Linked DNA regions of Mus musculus: region 2 is linked to region 1. The links are chromatin contacts, found by Hi-C or POLR2A ChIA-PET in ENCODE. All regions are on one chromosome and are shown on one strand. The core of a region is the stretch at or near the end of the contact, and the rest is flanking DNA. Distances in the headings are between cores, read along the strand shown.

The links. Hi-C counts contacts between places; a loop is a spot of excess contacts on that map. ChIA-PET counts read pairs that join two places held with the same protein, here RNA polymerase II (POLR2A).
Region 2: a map of gastrocnemius shows a loop between it and region 1 (4-fold over the local background). The contact joins the promoter of Nagk here to the promoter of Paip2b in region 1. A Hi-C loop is called at or near these places in 4 of 37 maps with a recorded cell type or tissue (gastrocnemius and heart). POLR2A ChIA-PET finds 5 or more read pairs at or near these places in 4 of 5 experiments (Patski and embryonic stem cell).

Annotation. Positions count from the first base shown.
Region 1 is chr6:83,829,339-83,833,588 of GRCm38, forward strand. It overlaps Paip2b (poly(A) binding protein interacting protein 2B), which reads right to left and starts at 2,403. Exons shown (of 5, transcript NM_146169.2): 1 at 2,297-2,403; 2 at 1,933-1,990. The coding sequence starts at 1,961.
Region 2 is chr6:83,792,552-83,796,801 of GRCm38, forward strand. It overlaps Nagk (N-acetylglucosamine kinase), which reads left to right and starts at 2,506. Exons shown (of 10, transcript NM_019542.2): 1 at 2,506-2,731. The coding sequence starts at 2,703. It also overlaps the pseudogene Gm7443 and the pseudogene LOC665004.

The DNA.
Region 1 (4,250 bases), core at 1,153-3,652:
GAATCACCATGGAAATATGCCTCTGGGTATGACAAAAAGCTTAATGGAGGAGGGATAACCAACCCACCCAGACTGTGAGCAGCAGCACCCCAAGCTCATGCGTTTGAGTGCATGTGGTGGGCTGAGCATTCATCTCTCTCTACATCCTGACTGTGGATGCAATGGGACCAGCTCCTACTGCGACGGTAGACTACACCCTTCACTCTGTGAACCAGAACAACTCCTTTTTGACTTAAGCTGGCTTTGTCAAGTATCAGTTACAAAAAGAAAACTAAGTGGTGCACATGGATATGTAGATAGCAGCACACTTGCTCTTGCCCTTGTCCTCAGCTAAGGTGGAAAAAGTCAAAGTTGGACCCTGTTGGTTTGGTGCTCATACAGAGATGCCAGAGGACAGAGCAATAGTGGGTAGTTTTGTGCTGAAAGTTCTAGCTTTGGGGTTAAATGGACAGAGTTTACGATATAACTCTGGCACCTATTAGTGGGAAATCACACCTCTGAAAACCATTTTCTGTTGTATAAAATATAGGGAACAAAATCTAACATGATAAGTGGTTTTCAAGATGTAAGATTATAATCTACATAAGGCACGAAGGTTAAGGAAATGCAATTGAGGAAATCTAGGGGAACATGAGTTGAGGTTGGAACATGGAGGATAGGGCTTCTCTCCAGTCCCACATCCTGAACAGCAGAAGTCTCTGTGCATTTAATTCTTGGCTTATAGGTCTCTCCTCTACTAAACTTTAAGATCAAAGGAAGGAAGCACAAGCTACCATCTTCTAAATTTCCAAACAAGTGATCACTAAGCACAGATTTATCAAAGACATGGTAGGTACATTTGATTTTCAAATGCAGACTTACAACAGTTTACTATAGTGACCAACTCAGAGATCGTACTATAGTGACCAACTCAGAGATCGTATTTTACCCATGACTTAGACAACTGCTATAATTGACAAAAATCACAACAGTTTTAAGATTCCGCTCTTTCCAGTGTGAAAAATATGGCACAAACATAAGGCCTGCGAGGCAATGCTGTCACCTATGAGGAAAGACTGATTTTAATTTCCTCTAACAGACTTCTTTCTCTACTACGACAAAAATCTTACCACAGCAAAACACAAGGAACTATATACTGTTATGTGCTACAAATTGGATAAGAAAAATAGTAAAGTAAAGCTTACAAACTCCACAACAGTGAATCTGATGCTAAACTACGACTTAATTTTCCTTTTTGAAAACCAAGAAAAACAATTCCAGATATAAAGCCAAGAAAATGACAACATGAGAACAATGCAATTTTGGATATGGATAGATATCTTATTCTTTCTCCCTTTCTGCCTAAAGTACTAGACGTATTCCAATACTCAATGTCCTCTGGCTTCCAAAATAAAACCCCTATTGTCTAATACTCCTCAACTTCTAAAATCTCAGTTAAAACTATGAGTGATAAGCTAATTTATTCGCAGTAAACGTCTGGCATATTTTTATTTGGGTTTGAGACAGTGTGGAAGGCCATCTAGAAACATATGGTTAGAACCACCACAGGAAGCCAAACACTGCCATACTATGAGGTATAAACAAATAAATTCTCTGTAAAGATAATGCTGAAGGTCGCCTCTGGGCTGTTGTAATTCTCTCAGAGGCTGTGTGTGATAATCACATATATCCCGTATCTTACGGACGTCCGGGATGACCAGGCCCTTCCTCATAGTGTAAATTAGTGCTCTAAGCTGGGTCAGAATCCCGTTCCATCCCGTTCCACGTAACAGATTTCAAATTGGTTGCTGCTGGCAAGCCTTTCCACCTGCATTTTCAGCAGTTTTGAGCAAAAGCACTTTATGAGGACAATGATTCTAGAAGAAGAGTGGGATTAGATGGCATTGAAGGGGAGGCAGAGAGAGTTTAAGCAAGCCCATTGCAGTTCCGAACCTTGCGGAGCCTGTGTTCAGCGTCGTCATCTGCCTCTCGCCTTCACCCTTCCAGGTGCCTACAAAAAGCAAAGTGAGAGGTGTTAGTTTCCGGGGGAAATGAGGCTGAAATCCTGAGGTTGAGAGTGAACGTCTCAGAAGGCGAGAGAGAGGAGGGGCGCCAGGAGGCGGCAGGTCATACGTAGCAAGGATGGTGAAAAGGGATGAGGTGAGAGGAGCTGGCCCGCGAGCGCCAGAGCGTCGGACGGCCTGGGCCCGGGCCGCGCTGGGAAGGGGCTGTGCGCGCTCCCGGGCAGCCCGCGGGTAGAGGGGCTGTGCGCAGTCCCGGGTGGCCAGACGATCCCAGCCCCGACGCCTCAACCCACCTGGCCGCGCGGACAACGCCGCCCCGAGGTCCGCACCACAGCACAGCGCCGCCTCCTAAGAGCGCGAGCCTCGGCGCACAAACGCTCGAGGTACCTCGGCCTCACACGCGCGTCTCGCCCCGCCCCCCAGCGCCATTCATTGGCTGCCGGACAACGCCCCGTCCATCTATTGGACAGCAGAGAATGCCGCTCACTTACCTGGTTTTGATTGGTCTAAATGTGAAACAATGCCCGCCCAGCTCTTTCAGAAGTTCCAGTTTTTGATTGGTCTTAGCGTCTGTCCATTCGCTCCGCCCTCGATGGAGACTCCCAGCTCTGATTGGCTGAAGAAGCATTGGTCACGCCTAGATTTCCAGGCCAAGGATGAATCACCTCCATGTTGGGGAGGAGCCAGAGTGCAAGGACTCCGGGTTTGTTTACAAAGGCTTCTGCTCCCGCTTCATCCATTGGCTAAGCTGGAAGCCTGTGTCACTTGTCTAGATCACTTTAGAAAAGGGAGTAGGATTCAGGGATTTCCTCATCTGTCCATTAGTTAGAGATGAGTTTTGAGAGCGGGAATTTGCTTCTGTGTTAAGTCGTGAGGTTAAAAATTAGGACTATTTGGGAGATTGGAAGAACAGAAAGGGTTGCTTCCACGTTTTTAGAAACAAATTTGACATTTTCAGTCCCAGCAGGCTCAAGATTGAGGCAGGAAAATCACAAATTCCTCAGGGCCAGCTTGAGCTCATATTGCGACCAAGTCTCAGAAAAACAAGACACACACTCACATTCACACACACACACACACACACACACACTTGTTCTGTCCTTTGGGTTTAAGATACCTTGTATTAGTTAGTTTTATGTGTCAACTTGACACAAGCTGGAGTTATCACAGAGAAAGGAGCTTCACTTGAGGAAATGCCTCCATGAGATCCGGCTGTAAGTCATTTTGTCAATTAGTGATCAGGGTGGGAGGACCTGTTGTGGGTGCTGCCATACCTAGGCTAGTAGTCCTGGGTTCTGTAAGAAAGCAAGCTGAGCAAGCCAGGGAAAGCAATCCAGTAAGTAACATCCCTCCATGACCTCTGCACCAGCTCCTGCTTGCTGACCTGCTTGAGTTCCAGTCCTGATTTCCTTTGGTGATGAACAGCAATGTGGAAGTGTAAGCTGAATAAACCCTTTCCTCCCCAATTTGCTTCTTGGCCATGATGTTTGTGCAGGAATACAAACCCTAACTAAAACAATATCCAAATTTTAAGTTATGTCCATAAAAAGAAGATAGGATATTGATGGCTGGAGTGGTGGATCAACAGTTAAGAGCATTTGCTGCTATTGCAGAAGACAGGTTCAGTTTTCAGCACCTCATGGTGGCTTACAACCACCAGTAACTCTAGCTCCAGGGAATTAGATGCCCTCTTCTGGCCTCCAGAGTACTGAATCCATATACATACTTGAAGTTAAAACACTCGTGCACATAAATCTTTTTATTAAAGTGGAATTAAAAATAAAAAAACTTCTCATACATCTGTCTTCTCCTACCCACTGTGCTAATTACAATCACAACACAAAATATAGGTTTAGTAAACAAGTAGTTATATAATGAAAATATGTAGATAAATTCACTGTCTAACATTAACTTTTTCCTCCTCCCTCCTAAAGGAATATTCTCCCATAATTGGTCCTTTAGGTACTCCAGGTCTATCACCCACTGTTTTTCTCAATGAATCTACTTTGTTTGTTTGTTTGTTTGTTTTCGAGACAGGGTTTCTCTGTGTAGCTCTGGCTGTCCTGGAACTCACTTTGTAGACCAGGCTGGCCTCGAGCTCAGAAATCCGCCTGCCTCTGCCTCCCAAATGCTGGGATTAAAGGCGTGCGCCACCACTGCCCGGCTGTGAATCTACTTCTAATGGATGGATGTTTTTAATGGTACACATTTGTTTGTTTGTGTGTGTGGTAGTGTGAGGAAGTCAGA
Region 2 (4,250 bases), core at 1,256-3,755, 37 kb before region 1:
TCTATTATTATTATTATTATTATTATTATAGTGACAGAAACAAAAATATACCTAAAAGTGAAGCTTCTGGAAAACCCATGTGTTCTTCCTTGTCTTGTATGGCTCCTCAGACGTGATCTTGGGTTCCTGCCTGGCCTTGCATTTTAAAGATGGATCTCTAAACATATCCTTGTTGACAACAGTTTTGTCCAAGGGGCTATTGACTGAGTACCTCGTGGGCATGAAGTGGTTGTAGTTATAAACTTTTACAAAGAACTTGATCTTGGATGTCTTGGCAATTTTCTTCTTGCCCATGGAAGCTGTCACTTTTAGGGGAAAGCAGTCAATTCCAGCCACCAGGGCGTGGCTGTAAGGGTGGTCTGAGGTGCCATCATCAATGTTGATGACAGCTTTGTGTCCAGAGTAGCATCTAGCCAGGACCAGCACACTTTCCTGGGTTTCATGAACTTGCTCATTTCGACATTGAGTACCCAGCAGAAAGGAAAAAGGGACACTAGCCTGTGCATTTTTAAAGTGCATAAGAGTACATGTGGATATAAATACAATTAGCTACTGGGTTGGGGATGTAGTTCAGTTGGTAGATAGGTTGTCTACAGTATACAAAACCCTGGGATCAGTTACCAGTATTACATAAGTCAGGCATGGTGGTGATTACCTGTAATTCTAGCACTTGGGAAGTTGAGGCAGAAGGATATGAAGTTCAAAATTCTTCTTGTCTACATAGGGAGGTTGAGATGAGCCTGGGCCACATGACCTCTATCTGATCGGATCTTTAGGAGTTCGAAATCTTTTTTATGTTTAATTTTAAATGATATGTGCACGTATTAGTGGAGAGTGCCCAAGGAGGCCAGAAAACAGAGTTGAATCCCCTGGGGCTGCAGTGACAGGGTTTGTGAGCCCTGATGTAGGTCCTGGGAACACACCTCCAGTCCTTTGCAAGAGCAGCAGGTGCTATTACCCTCTGAGCCATGTCTTGGCCCTGAGGTTTCTCATCTTCATTGTGAAGGGGAGAACTGGCAGCGATTACAGTAATTCTCACCCAAATTCAGAAGTCAATCTTGTCTTTAAACCAAACTTTCTCTCTGTATTCCTTTCTAAACAAGTAATGCAAAGCCAGGAGGGCAGTGTGGTCCTTTCATCCGAGCATTTAGGGGGTGGAGACAGAAAGACTGGGATTCAAGGACAGCCTCAGACACCTCAGGAGTGTAGGGCCAGTCCTGGTGACTTGCAATCTCATTACAAAAAGATTCAAACAACAGAACAAAAGCACATCAGCGCTGTCACAAATGGATCCCAAGACTCATTACACCAGTGCTAAAGGGAACTTTTCCATCAGAATTCACCCACAACATCACACTCTTGCCAAAACTTCCATTCAATCAGAATCCTATGGAATTATCTTTGATTCTAAAGATGTTGTTGGAGGAAGCATTTTCCAGCTCTGAAGTACTGTGAATGGTAATGTCTCACTTCCCTCTAGTTTCTCTATCAGGCAATAATGTTATTTCTATTCTTGAATTATTTGGTGCTTTACTGAGTCACATAGGTAAGAAAGGAGGTAAAGAATTCATTCACTCTGGAACCTTAGAAAGCAAGCCTACACCAAAACATCCTAGCACTTGGGAGGTGGGGCAGGAGAATCAGGAGTTTAAGGTCATCCTCAGCCAGAGTCTGAGGTGAGTTTGGGATATATGAGGCTCTGTGTGCCCACCTTCCCAACTGTTTACATCAAAACACAACCGGACCCAATTATCTGACAGGGAAAGAGGATCCCAGTTCAAGATTTCTCCACAGGAGGCAGGCTCAGAGGTCCGAGGTTGGACAGAGACATGCTAGCCCCAAGGAGACTCCATCTGAAGTCTCAAAGAAATGTCAAGAGCAGCAGACAGTCCTCCTGGCTATTGAAGCTGCCTCTTAAGTAGGGCTGGAACAACCTGGAGCCTGAGGAAACACGCAGGAGTCACTCTTCTACAGGACCTAACGGTATCTTCCTCTCTTCCTCCAGTTCCACTGCACAGTTTAGAGTTGAGCAGGTGGTGGCCAGAAGGTGAAATATGGTCTGTGAGTGCCAGTTTTTAGCATGCTGAGCCAGCATTGCATTCCATGCCAGTCTGGGTTATACAGACGAGATACAGTCCAGAAAGAACAGAGTTGGACTCAGATCACTTGTAGAGCGCTAGCCTGACACACATGAAACCCTGGGCTCTATCCTCACCGCCGCACAAACCTCAGCTGACAGCAGCCTGGGGCCTCACTGAGACCTGCTCAGCGTACTCAGCACAAGGTAGAGTGTGCGCTCATGAGCCAGGGTGGGGTGGTCTGGACGTTGGCTCCCGCCCTGGTCCTCAGACACATCCGCCAGACTCTGAGCTTGCCTCCAAAAGCGTCTGCGCGTGCGCACCCCACAGTTAGCGCGCGTCTGCCAGCTACTTCCGGCTGGCCCTTGGCAGCCCTCACACACCCTCCCAGGAGCCTCAGCTGGGGTGCCGCCTCCTCGCGAAGCAGTCACTTGAACGGCGGGCTAGAAAAAACCGGAGGGGAAAGCTGCGGGAGGCGACAGCAGGGGCGAGAGAGGACGTAGCATCCACACCCTACGCAAGCGCGTCGTAGTCACATGACAAGGGGCGGTGCCCGTGTGGGCGGGAGCGAAGTCACGGCTAGGGTCGAGGTTGCTACGGCGGACCAGCGGTGGCAACGGTAGTATGGCCGCGCTTTATGGTGGCGTGGAAGGGTGAGCGCTGGATCGGCCGAAGGCTGTCCGTCCGGGAGCGGCGGGTCAGGGGGCGGCGGCCCACACCATGCCCGGTGCCTTTGTGCTCCACGGTGCGACCACGCCCCTCCCGGCCATCACCTTTCTGCCACAGGGCTCTTGTGTCAACCTGGAGAGTTGTGCAGAGCTGGGGGGTCAGGTGGGAAGTTGCCGGTCGCGGGTGGACGTGGGAAAGAGGCAGAAGCTGAGACTGAGATTCATGCACAAGGGAACCCGGGAGTTAAGCAGCTGTCACCAGAGCACTGTCTTATCTTGGTGCTCCGGACCCTCCACTGCTGTCGGCCCCGAACGCCCTTGGTTCCTATATTCTCCTGCTTAGAAGCTGGTCTGCTTGACTTTGGGAAGTAGCTCTACTAAGCATGGCTTTGGGTGAGACGTAAGGCAAGGACAAGAGTGAGCAAGATGGTGGTTTATCCGGTCCCCTGCGCGTGACAAGCATTTTGTGGAACTGGGTGTGTCAAATCAGGACCTGATAGGAAGATTTGGTATCCTAGCTGCTTGCTGCTGATTTACCCGGAAGTCTCTTCCCGTGAATTGCGAAAGCGGATGACCCCTGGCTTTATTTATGATACCTTACAAGGAAAAACCCTCAGCACAGCGTAGGAGTTTGCACTTAGCCTTGTTATATTCATATGGAAGGTAGAACTTATTTTTCCCAGTTTGTCAAGAAATTAATTTGGATTTTTAATCTACTGTCTCATGCATTAATATCCCTTCGGATGTACTCTTGATGTACTACTCTTTGAGTTGGATCGAGTCTTTATTGTCTATTACAAGAAGTATTGGTCAGAGCCGGGCGGTGGTGGCGCACGCCTTTAATCCCAGCACTTGGGAGGCAGAGGCAGGCAGATTTCTGAGTTCGAGGACAGCCTGGTCTACACAGTGAGTTCCAGGACAGCCAGGGCTACACAGAAAAACCCTGTCTTGAAAAACAAAAAAACAAAACAAAACAAAACAACAACAACAAAAAGTATTGGTCAGTAGGACATCCTCCTACACGTATCACCCTTCTTCTAAAGTACCACTTACCCCAGGGATTTAACTCAGGAGGGCTTAGTTGCTGAAGGCAGTATGAGTTTCTCCCTGACTGGTGATAGTTTCTCACAGGTGTCTTGAAGACCCTGGTGTCAGAAGATAGGTCCTCAAAGTAACCCTTAGCTGTTGTGAGAGGTCTGCTTATTCCGTCCGACGTATTTACCATAAGTCGTTTGGGCCATGCTCACGATAGGTTAGGAGGATAGGTCATCACTCTGGAGCCAGTGGAGCTCATGAGAAGCTAAACAATGGAATACACTCTTGATTCAGAGCGGTCTTTGCTAGCTAGAGCTTATTAATGTAAGGAGAAGCCCTGCATGAGACAGACTGTGAGTGGGACCTTGCAGAGGAAGTAGGACCTACCAGGCAAAAGGAGCAAAGCCTCCTTTTTCTTTCCAGAGTGTAGCAGGCACTAAACAGGTAGCTTTTGGAGTAGAGGTTGGGT